3 separate regions of the Homo sapiens genome follow, and all the other regions are linked to region 2. A link is a loop called in an ENCODE intact Hi-C map of the cell type or tissue named here. Cell type or tissue: endothelial cell of umbilical vein. All regions are shown on one strand.

What was found. Peaks named below come from ENCODE experiments on the same cell type or tissue, not always from the same donor. Only the 100,000 strongest peaks of a DNase experiment are listed, where the experiment ranks them.
Region 1: a loop joins it to region 2, with 2.8 times the contacts of the local background. A loop is called at or near these places in 1 of 110 quality-filtered maps.
Region 3: a loop joins it to region 2, with 7 times the contacts of the local background. A loop is called at or near these places in 1 of 110 quality-filtered maps.

What each region holds. Positions count from the first base shown.
Region 1 is chrX:109,473,516-109,477,515 of GRCh38, reverse strand. GUCY2F (guanylate cyclase 2F, retinal) reads left to right here. Exons shown (of 20, transcript NM_001522.3): 2 at 1,495-2,309. The coding sequence starts at 1,580. Among named protein-coding and RNA genes, the nearest start is that of GUCY2F, 6.6 kb to the left of the region's middle. In endothelial cell of umbilical vein, a CTCF peak has its summit at 1,961 (motif pointing right); a DNase peak (open chromatin) is centred at 2,115.
Region 2 is chrX:109,344,100-109,348,099 of GRCh38, reverse strand. No RefSeq gene overlaps it. Among named protein-coding and RNA genes, the nearest start is that of GUCY2F, 140 kb to the left of the region's middle. RefSeq lists an enhancer at 64-674. In endothelial cell of umbilical vein, no CTCF peak of the experiment used is centred here; DNase peaks (open chromatin) are centred at 339, 2,069 and 3,239; H3K27ac peaks cover 232 bases.
Region 3 is chrX:109,279,725-109,283,724 of GRCh38, reverse strand. No RefSeq gene overlaps it. Among named protein-coding and RNA genes, the nearest start is that of GUCY2F, 200 kb to the left of the region's middle. In endothelial cell of umbilical vein, no CTCF peak of the experiment used is centred here; a DNase peak (open chromatin) is centred at 2,014.

The DNA of each region.
Region 1 (4,000 bases), 130 kb before region 2:
TATAACTCTTATTCAGCTTTCTATTAAGAATTTATAACTCTTGTTCAGCTTTCTATTTTTTTCCTAGGCCCTCCAGTATGTGCTGTTATCTACTGGATATTGCCACTTGTTGGCCAATTCAAGATCTCTATCAGAATGCATCGTCTCTCCCACCTCCTTCCTCCAGTGTTTCCTATCTCAGAGACTTGTGCCATTTTCCAATCAGTTTCCTAGGTCTGAAAAGCTCAAAATCATCCTAGAGTCCTCCTTTCTTTTCACTTACCTTCTATATCTTGTCAGTCACCAAGTTCTTGTTATTTCTGTTTTCTTAATCTTGATATTTTTAATCTTGGAGGAGATGATCCCATTCCTCTAGGTCTTCACTACCACTCTCTTGGTCTGTCATCATTTCTCATATGGATTATTGTGACAGACTCCAAACTGGTCTCTTTGCCTCCAGTCTTGCTTTCTTCCAACTCATTCTCCACATTGTTGCTAGAGAGATCCTTTAAAATGGAAATCTGATAATACTATTTCCCTGCTTAAAACCATTGGGTACAGTATTCAATCATGGCATATCTTGGTGATCTGGCCCTTGCCTTGTCTGACATCACAGACTCAAGCAGAACAAATGCTTTAGAATTCTAAGAATCCATATATATATGTATACACACACACACATACATATATACACGCACATATATATATACACATATATATACACACGCACATATATACACACACACATATATATATAGTCTGTCTATCTATCTATCTATCTATCTATCTATCTATCTATCTATCTATCTATCTTTACCTCTGGGTCTTTCTGCATGTTGTTCCTTCTGTTTGGAAGGCTCTTAGCATCTTAGCACCAAACTACTCCTGCAACTTCATTCACCTGGCTAACTTTTCTTCAGTACTCAATCCAGAGAGACTGTTCTTCCTCCCTTCTCTCCTCCCCTGAAATCTGGGTTTAGGTGATCCTCTCTGTCTCTCTGTTTGGGCTACCTCAATCATAGCACTTTTTACTCTGCATTGTTATTATCTGTTTACATCTATTTCTCTCCAAGAGAGCTGTATGGGAGAGAAAAATGGACATATTGAAAACTATAATAATGATACTATGTCTAATATAATGCCAATGACTTGCCAGGCTCTGTTATAAGCACTTGCCGTGTGTTAACTCATGTAATTTTCAAAACACTGTAAGGTGGGCAGCTATTACTGAAGTTGAATAAATAGGAATTGGTGATAGATTGAATGTGGGGGAAGAGAAGGAGTCTCAGTGATTTCCAGTTTTCTGAAAGAAGCAAGTGGGCAAACAGTGGATGGATGTGCCATGTACTGAGATACGGGGTACAGGAAGAGGAGGAGTTTTGTCAGGATGGGGGAAAGAAACTTTTAGTTTGGGCACTGCCATTTTTTTTTTTTTTTTGCCATTCTTTCACAACCGATGATTTCCAGAAGCTTCAGAAATAATGTGAGTAACAAACCTTTTCCTCTGATTGACAGGCATTTGGAAACACCACCGTCTGTGTCGGGAAAGCAGAATAACTCTCCAGTATCTCGTCATTAGCTTGCTGGAAGCAGGAGGGCTATGTTCCTGGGACTCGGGCGCTTTTCTCGCCTTGTTCTCTGGTTTGCGGCTTTCAGGAAACTGCTGGGACACCATGGCCTTGCATCTGCCAAGTTCCTGTGGTGCTTGTGCCTTCTGTCTGTCATGTCCCTTCCGCAGCAGGTGTGGACACTCCCCTACAAGATAGGGGTGGTGGGCCCTTGGGCTTGTGATTCGCTGTTTTCAAAGGCCCTGCCTGAGGTTGCTGCGCGATTAGCCATTGAGCGAATCAACCGGGACCCATCTTTTGACCTGAGTTATTCTTTTGAATACGTGATTCTCAATGAAGACTGCCAGACTTCGAGGGCTCTCTCCAGTTTCATTTCCCACCACCAGATGGCCTCAGGATTTATTGGACCTACCAACCCTGGCTACTGCGAGGCAGCCTCGCTCCTGGGAAACAGCTGGGACAAAGGAATTTTCTCTTGGGCTTGTGTGAATTATGAATTAGACAATAAAATTAGCTACCCGACCTTTTCTCGGACACTCCCTTCTCCCATCCGGGTGCTTGTAACTGTCATGAAATATTTCCAGTGGGCTCATGCTGGAGTCATTTCCTCAGATGAAGACATTTGGGTGCATACAGCCAATCGAGTCGCAAGTGCTCTTCGGAGCCACGGCTTACCTGTAGGGGTCGTCCTGACCACAGGACAAGACAGCCAAAGCATGCGGAAAGCCCTCCAGAGGATTCACCAGGCAGACAGAATTCGCAGTGAGTGCTTTCTCCCGCTGAAATTTAAACGTGACTTCAGGGAAAGAGATTACAATCTCCAAAAGGTTTCCTACCCTCACACCCTAGGGTAGCACATCCCTTCCCATTTCTTTACACATTTGCCCTTTTTCACTCACACACAGGTCCCAAGACTGCCCTGCTTCAACAGAGCCTATTTTATGAACTGAATAACAGTACAAAGAACTCTGTGCTTCATATGCCTGTGAATGCTAGTGCCTGCTCTTAGCGCCTGAGTGAAGAATGGTGTCAAGAGCACTGTAGCCATACATCCTTTCTTTCTGCCCTTAGGACCTTGGTAGCTTCGAAAGTGCCAAAATGGTATGGGGAGGCGCGGGTCTTCTTATGGCTTCATTTTTGTTTGTTCTAGTCACTGAGGAGAGATTTACTTTTGACTCCCTTCTGGATACTTTCCTTCAACGGTACCCAGTGTCCTTGTGGGACACTTACTTAGAATCTGTCTTCTGTGGACTCCGAAATGTCCATACCTTCTGCCTTTTCTCAAAGCAGGGCTTTTCTTTTTGCAGCACACAGTTAGTTGATATGGGGGGCACCTAGCTGATGAATGAAAGCATATTAAAATGAAAAGACTGTCTAAATTTTAAGTTTCCCCTTCCAATGGAAGCTTAATGTTCAAAGACGATTCTTGCAGAGACGATAGACAAAATGTGAAGCAAAGGACTTGACCCACTAAAGCTATCATTCTCAAAGTTAGTTGGGTGCATTTTGGCAAAAGGGGGCCCTTTCTGGTCCTCTTGAATCAGATCTCTTTTACTCACACTTATGGCAAGCCCTTGTGACACCTAGTTTTGATTTTTTCTATTCCAATTTTTTAACCTCCATTTTACCTTCCTCTGGAGATGGCTATGATTCATGGGAACGCTGCTCATTCCCCCACTGCAGCCACTCCACCACTTTAGGATGGATATCTCAGAAACTATTTGACAAACTGATTCCTTCAAGGATTAGTCCTGGTCCCAGTCATTTCCTTAACCATTGTTAAGGAAATGTTTGTTAGAGAATGGTCCAGCTTAGGCCTGGCCTATAATCAGAAGCCTGTTTTAAGTTTCAAGTGGCTTCAGTATTGGACCTTAATTATGATGATCACAAGAGGATGAGGGCAAGAGGAGTTTTTAGTTCCAGAACTACAGTAATCTGCCTCCAGCTCCAGTTGACAAGATTCCGTGATGTTTAGCAATCAGTATGGCTCTGATTACTTCATAATAGAGCTTGATACTTTCAAAGCAGAGCATAGAATTATTTTGAAAGACATAAAATCATTTGCAGGAGGAGCCATGCCAGAAACAGGCTAATATATTTAGTATCATAACTTTATAATAGGTTACAAATCTTCTTGAAGCCCAATGTCTCCTGCAAGTTTATATTCCATGAATGTTTCACATCCCACCCATTTGTATACTTTGAAATGACATTTTGGCCTCTACCATAAAATGTTAAATAAATCCAGGCCCTGAAGCTCTTTGGGCTGCCAGACTGAGAAGAATTAGGATTGAGTGCTAACCACCCACAACCCCTTTGAGGCAGGGAGGGAGCAAATGCACATATTATTGCCCTACCATTAGAGATTCCTTTACGTCAAGGGTTCTCAGTGTGGCTGCATGCTAGAATTACCTGGACATCTTTTCAAGAATACTGGTGCCACAGCGCCACCT
Region 2 (4,000 bases):
GCATTTCAAGTTACTTTCAGACCTTCAGAAGGGGAAATTTGCTTTTCTCTTGCACATTCTAATTAAGACCATGTGCTCTGGGACCCATGGAAACATAGTTCTCTAATAGTTCATCTTGGGGATTCAATAACACACACAAACTCGAGTTGCTGTGAAAGGCATGCTGGCTGCTTGAACTCAAAAGCAATGATCCTGAGTTCCCAAGGGGATTGCTTGTCCTCAAAAGAGAGAAGCTGTTGGGCCTCTGGAAATGGAATAGAATTCTGACATTTTTCTCATTCCTTCCTCCACTGAGAAACATAAGAGCTTCTTGTATCAAGAGGAAACTAGCACGGGAAGTGTGACTCACTTTACAAAGCCTTTGAAGCAGGCATTTCTGCAAACTACTGCTGGCCTGGAGAAAAAAAAAACCCACTGTGGTGGGAAGCCAGGGACCTGCGTTCTAGCTCCAGTAGGGCCATTAACTTCTTTTGTGATCTGGGAGCAGGCTATTACTCTTCCTGCTTCTCCCTTGCACTCATCCTAGCTTTCAATTTTTAAAATGACAGTATGGGATCTCCTTGAGGGCTTTGGCAGCTCTGAAATTCTGTGGTTCAAAGTCTAGCTCTTAAAATGGAAGCCAACACTTGAGAGAAAAAAGCCTGTGGTAGAACTCACTCTAGGGATAATGTCATGCACAGGAGTGGCAGATATTGCCTCTCTTGGGTGACTTGAGGTATTCTGGCCTTGCCTTAAAATATCTCCTCCCTGATGTGGCAAGCTCTTCTGCTTGTCTGGTTTCCTTTTTTTTTTCTCTTTTTTTTGGATTCATCACAGCCCTGATGCCCTCTTCTAAAATGTATATGGTCTTTGTAACCTCTTAACATGAATGCACTAACTGGACACTCTTCTCCTTAACTGGGGAATAGGGAGATAAAGGGAAGGTGGTGATAGCAATTGAGGAGGCAGATATGAAAAAGTGGTTGCCAAAGACACATGTTTCCATGCCTTCACAAGTTTGCTCAGGCACAGCCCTGACTCTCCTACAATATTATTGTTTCCAGGGTGGGTAGAGAAGCAGAGAGTTCTTGTTTCATCCTTATAATCTATTTGGAAAGTCAGTTTTCAGAGGTGTTGGCCTATCCCCAGTTGGATTTGTCTGGAAAGAAGTACCAAGTCACAGGACATTTCTACTGACATCAAGCAATGATATAATTGTGTCCTCTGTGCAGGATATAGCAAAACCTTTAGAGACGAATAACCCATAGTCCTCTGCTCATGTATTTCCATTATTTAGGTTCCTTTGTCATCATAAAGCTTCCCTGTTAGCTGAAGTTTTTAATGCTGTGATCTGCATAAGACATAGTGTTTAATCTTAGTTCACCCCTTACATAGTCTTGTGACCTTGTATAGTAGTCATTTAATGCTTACACTAGGTTATTAACCACACAAGAAAACTGGTCTTCATGGCTCACAGTCATACTTGGAAGGGAGAAGAAGAGAGGGGAAGAAAGGGGAAAGTAGGGTGGGGAAAGGAATGAAGAAGAGAGGAAGTGGTTTTGTTTTCTTTTAAAAAAATTAAAGACTCTATTACTGAGCTGGATCACCCACCTTATTCTATAGACTTGGCTCCGAATGACTTTTAGCTGTTTGCTAAAATCAAATCCATCCTCAAGGGACAAAGATTTATCACCACTGTGGTTATTCAAAAGGATGTGCCCCAGGCTCTGAACTCAATTACTAAAGAGGAGTTCCAAAAAATATTTTGAGCAATGGCAACATCATTGCAATAAATGTACAGGGATTTAGCCTCCCAAGGTACTAGTCTGAAGGGGACACCACTCTTTAGGATGTGCACATCCTAATATGATTGCAAAAAAGCAGCAGTCACATTACATTATAGTCACTCTTCATATTACTGCCCATTTCCTCTCCTTTCATTCTCACTTGGGACTGGCAACAGCTGCTTGCCAAGTTTTGTAGGGAGCAGCTGAAAGCCATGTGGAATTTTACCCTGGCTTGTTCTGTACCTATGGCTGTTAGTTTTCCTTCACTGTACATGCAATAAAACAGTATCATAGGAAACAGGCACTTGCATAATGCTTTATGTTTTTCCAGGCAGTTTCACAGATGGCAAGATTTCAAGACAGAATATACAGATGGTAATCTCCTGGAGGGAAGGAACCTCTTATTTGTTTTTGAATACCCACACCCCAGAATAATGTCTTTCCCATAACACATAAATGTTCATGGAATGAGATAGCCATCCTCTCATTTTGTCCTGGAAACATTCTCATAAAGAAGGCAGGCTAGGTATTTTCAAATAATTATTCCTATTGTACAAGGACCCAGAACAGAAAGAGTACAAAGTGTATGAGTGGAAGCAGTCTACTTTAATGCTTAGGATGGTGGGCTTTGGAAACAATTCTGGATTCTAATTTGGACTTTGCCACTGATTAGCCATTTACTTTGAGTCAATGACTAAACTTTAGTTTTCTCAACTAGAAAACAGTATCCTCCTCAAGTGAGGATAATAGTAGTCCCTACCTCCCAGGGTTGTGAGGATGAAATGTGAACATCTATGTAAGGCACTGAGCATTGGGCTGACACAGTAGTCAATGGTGGCTACTTTTACTTCGTAAATTGTTTAGTTTAAACAACTAGCTGATGGCAGAGCCCAAGCTGGATTCCAGAGCTGTCTAACTTAGTGTCAAGTTCTTTGCATAAGACAGGGTATAAAAATGAGTTTGAGATAAAGTGATGTAGACCCTATAGGCTTGGATAACAGATGAAGAATGGAAGCTCCTGGATGTCCTTTGTGCTTCTTACACAAGGGATTTTCTGAAAAGGATGTTCAAGAACATATGATCTAATCCCTGTATCTTTCAGAAATATTATCCCAGGCTTGAAGGGAGTCCTTTTGTGACTCAGTCATCCTATCCATGGAAGTCAGACCCTCTGTCAGCCCCTAACCTCCCTGAGAAGTGAGGTAGCATATATATATATATATATATATATATATATATATATACACACTGTACACACACACACACACACACACACACACACACACTCATTTAAGTAGCTGAAACAACAGCCAAAAAGAACAGAGTGGCCACTGACTACAAGATAAAAACTGAGGCAGCATCTCCTTGCATTCCAACTTCCAGTCCCGTAGAATGGAGCTAAACAGAGGCTTACATTGGCCTGTTTCCTGATTTCAGGAACATAAATCCAATCAACTGAAATGCCTTGTGTTTATACTGGCTACCCAAGGCCCCTCACGACTTTACACAGGAAATCATTAAAATTCCTTATATTCTCCCCAGGCAAAGGCATACACAGTCAAGCATCTCCTTCTTTCTATCCAGAGGAGGTCTAGGTATCTAGAAGCTTGAAATCCAGGAAAGACGCCATCTTTTTGTTTGGAAACCTACAGATTATTCCATCTGGGAGTTTTGAGTGACAGTTTTAGTGAAATGCCCAAGGATTCTTGGTAGACTCAGAAGTGGTCACCTATTTCTGCCATTGTACCTGAGAAATCCCATATTCTTCCCTCACAGGGCCTACTTAACCTGATTACTCTTTTCTTCCCTCCTGTAATCACACCTGAAAAAACAGCATGCCTACTCAGGGTGAGAAATACAGCCCTAGAGAGTCACAAACCCTTCAATCTTCAGTGATTAGGAGACCAAAGGACCAGATCTCTACTTCCATTTGGCCCTTCGAAAGTAAAAGCCTGAAACATCCTGTTTTGCCACATTTGTTTCTTTACCATACAGCTGGAGCTGCTCCAGTGGGCAGAAGGATGAGTTCAAAAATACCCATCTTAAACTTTACATGTGGCTTGTCATCAACTTACAAGGAGAACTGAAGCTAAAGCTTAGCATTCTTGTCATTCCTTCTTTTCTAATTAACAACATATGATCTCCACTTTCTTTCCTCAGTTTCTTCTCAAGAGCTCCCTGCTTTTCACAGTGCTAAAAGCCCAAAGATACTTGAAATTCAAGCCAGCACAAGC
Region 3 (4,000 bases), 64 kb after region 2:
AAATAACCCAATTTAAAAATGGGTAAATAATTTGAATAGACATTTCTCCAAAAAAGATACACAAATGGCTAACAAACACATAGAAAGACACTCAACATTGTTAGTCATCAGGGAAATGGTAATCAAAATCAGAATGAGATACAACACACTCAAGGCTATAGGATGGCTATAAGAAAAAAGAGAATATCCAGTGTTGCTGAGGACATGGAGAAATTGGAATTTTCATTCATTGCTGATGGGAATGTATAATGATGTTGCAGCTTGGAGAACAGTCTGCCGGTTCCTCAAAAAATTCAACATACAACTACTCTATGACCCAGCAATTCCATTCCTAGGTATACTTAAGAAAAATGAAAACACATGTCTATATAAAAATGCATACATGAATATTTATAGTAGCATTATTCATACTAGCCAAACAGTGAAAACAATGCCAATGCCCATCAACAGAAAAAAGGATAAACAAAATGTGGTATATCCATACAATATAATATCATTCAGCCATAAGAAGGAATGAAATACTGATACATGCTACAACACGGATGATCCTTGAAAATTTTATTCTAGGTAAAAGAAGCCAGAGAAAAACGTGCCATATGATTTTTTGTATATGAAATGTCCAGAATAGGCAAATCTGTAGAGACAGAAAGTACATTAGTGGTTGCCCAAGGATTAAGGGAAGGGTTTGGAGGGAATTGAACCATTGCGATGTCAGCCATCAGCCTAGCTGAAAGTTGGCATGCTCTTTGATTGTTCAGTCATTTGGGTATTGGAGTGGGGGTTACGGTATTTTTCTCTTATTTGTTTGTAATTTAGGGTTAAATTGTAAACAGCTTTTAGTTACTGGGAATGGGGAGTGACTATTAATAGATATGGGATTTCATTTGGACGTGATTAGAATGTTCTAAATTTAAATAGGTTGATGATTGCACATCTCTGTGAATATATGAAAAGCCACTGAAATCTACATGTTAAATGAGTGAATTGCATAGTATGTAAATTATATCTCCAGAAAGCTATTAAAATAAATTTATAAAAGATATAACTGCCTGCATTGCATTGTTGGCCAAACTTGTAAAAAAGAGAGAAAAATTCAAGAGATTTCTGTTTTTTGTTGGATTTTCCACTCTTTCTTAACTCCCATAAAGGCCCTTAGGTCACTGTCCCATAGAAATTTACCTTAAGTCTTTAAGTTAATGAAGAAGGCTGAAGATAATTCCTCAGCATGAAGATTCTATTGAAATTGTGGGTGTTTGAAAATTTCTCTGGCTTTGGTGTTCCTTTGCATATTTATATATTTACCCCTACTATAGTTCACTCTCCTCAATGTGTCTGGTCTCTTTCTGAGTGTGGTTGAAGAATAATATCATTGAATATGAAAATAAATAAGCAAGCTAATTAACTGACTAACTGAAAAACCCAAAACACCACGTAGAATTCTAAAACTCTAGCATTGGAAAAAACCTTCTAATGGAGGGATATATTCTACACAGATTCAGACAGGTAGTATCTAGAATGAAAGCAATTTCATAATTTCTTTTGATATGTTGTCCAGGCAGTCTCTTTTCACCATCTGGCAGTTTCTTCTATTATGAAACCTAAATACAGTACTGGGAAAACTCAGAGAGTATCTGAAAGAAGAACTCTGGGCCTTTAGGACAAGACTTGATGAATTGAAAAAGGAAGTGGTGTAGAGAAAAGAATGGCTATCTTTTGGGAGTGGGAGGGATTAATCATTACTGTAGACCTTATAAACAGCTCTAAACAGGCAAACAGCATTTCGGCTCTAAGACCACAAATAAATTACCCTTGCTATGATAAAAAGTTGTTCTATTGATGTGGAAAAAGTTACTTTAAAGTGGAAACTCCCAGGCAATTCTTATTTTTATCTAAGACTTCCCTTTCTCAATTTAAGACTCAATGATTTCCTTCTGTGGTTTTATCAATGGGCTAGAGGTCTGATAAGATTGTTTCCTTCCTGCACTTGGAACTCTGCCATCTCACTTGGAAGAAGTAATAGACTTGCCTTTCTAGCCTGGCTCAGAGCTCAGTGGAACAAAAGGCACATGAGATGTGAGAACACAGAATGCAGAGGCAGGCCAATGTAACTAGCCCAGGGTGTGCTGCAGTCGACTTTGACTGGAGTCCTTTATCTCTATGTGAATGTTTATTATCTTGCAAATCACGTTGCTTTGCCCAGTTAGACTGCAAGTTGAAGAAGGAGCATAATTTGAGTCTTAGTATATTTGTGCTTCTATAGTAAAATACTGTAGACTGGGTAATTTATAAAGAACAGAAATTTATTTCTCACACTTTTGGAGGTGGGGAGTCCAAGCTCAATGTGGCAGATTTGGTGCCTATTGAGAGTCTGGGCTCCGCTTCCAAGATGAAACATTGTTGTTAGATTATCTGAAGAGTAGTAATGTGTTGTCATACAGTGGAAAGTATGGATGGGAATAATAGGGGCAAACTCCCCTTGTCAAGCTCTCTTTTAAGGGCATCCACACCCATTCATGAAGGTGGACCCCTCATGACTCAATCAGCTCCTAAAGACCACACCTCTTAATACTGCCACTATGGGGATTAAGTTTCAACATATGAACTTTGGAGGACATTCAAATTATAGCTTTCTGCACCTGGCCCCCAGGTGCAGAATTAGGAAAATTCTTCAGAGAGGACAGAAAATGGAGCAGGCCAATCACCCAGTAGGGCTTGTTATCAGTGTAGTTTACAAGGACACTTAAAAAAGATTGCCCAACGAGAAACAAGCCGCCCCCCATTCATGTCCGCTATGCCGAGGCAGTCACTGGAAGGCACACTGCCCCAGAGGACAAAGTTTCTCTGAGCCAGAAGCCCCCAACCAGATGATCCAACAACAGGACTGAGGGTGCCTGGGGCAAGTGCCGGCTCATGTCATCACCCTCACTGAGCCCCGGGTACGTATAACCATTAAGGGCCAGGAAAATTGACTTCCTTCTGGACACTGGTGTGGCTTTCTCAGTGTTAATCTCCTGTCCTGGACAGCTATCCTCAAGGTCTGTTACCATCCAAGGAATCCTGGGACAGCATGAGGAGGTGGTATTTCTCCTACCTCCTCAGTTGTAATTGGGAGACTTTGCTCTTTTCACATGCCTTTCTTGTTATGCCTGAAAATCCCACACCCTTATTAGGGAGGGATATATTAGCCAAAGCTGGAGCTATTATCTACATGAATATGGGGAACAAGTTACCCATTTGTTGTCCCCTACTTGAGGAGGGAATCAACCCTTAAGTTTGGGCATTGGAAGGAACAAACTCAAGCTCCAGCCTTAAGCCTTCCCACGGGACAAAATTTCTCTTTATACATCACAGAGAGAGCAGGGATAGCTCTTGGAGTCCTTGCTCAGACTCGTGGGACAACCCCACAACCAGTGACATACCTAAGTAAGGAAATTGATGTAGTAGCAAAAGGCTGGCCTCACCACTTACAGGTAGTTGTGGCGGTGGCTGTCTTAGTGTCAGAGGTTATCAAAATACAAGGAAAGGATCTCACTGTCTGGACTACTCATGATGTAAATGGCATACTAGGTGCCAAAGGAAGTTTATGGCTATCAGACAATGGCCTACTTAGATACCAGGCACTACTCCTTGAGGGAGTCAAATATGACATGCATAGCCCTCAACCCTGCCACTTTTCTCCCAGAGGATGGGGAACCAATCAAACATGACTGTCAGCAAATTATAGTCCAGATTTATGCCACCCGAGTTGGTCTCTTAGAAGTCCCCTTAGCTAATCCTGACCTTAACCTATATACTGATGGAAGTTCATTTGTGGAGAACGGGATACAAAGGGCAAGTTATGCCATAGTTAGTGATGTAACCATACTTGAAGGTAAGCCTCTTCCCCCAGGGACCAGTGCCCAGTTAGCAGAACTAGTGGCACTTACCCGAGCCTTAGAACTGGGAAAGGGAAAAAGAATAAATGTGTATACAGATAGCAAGTATGCTTATATAATCCTAC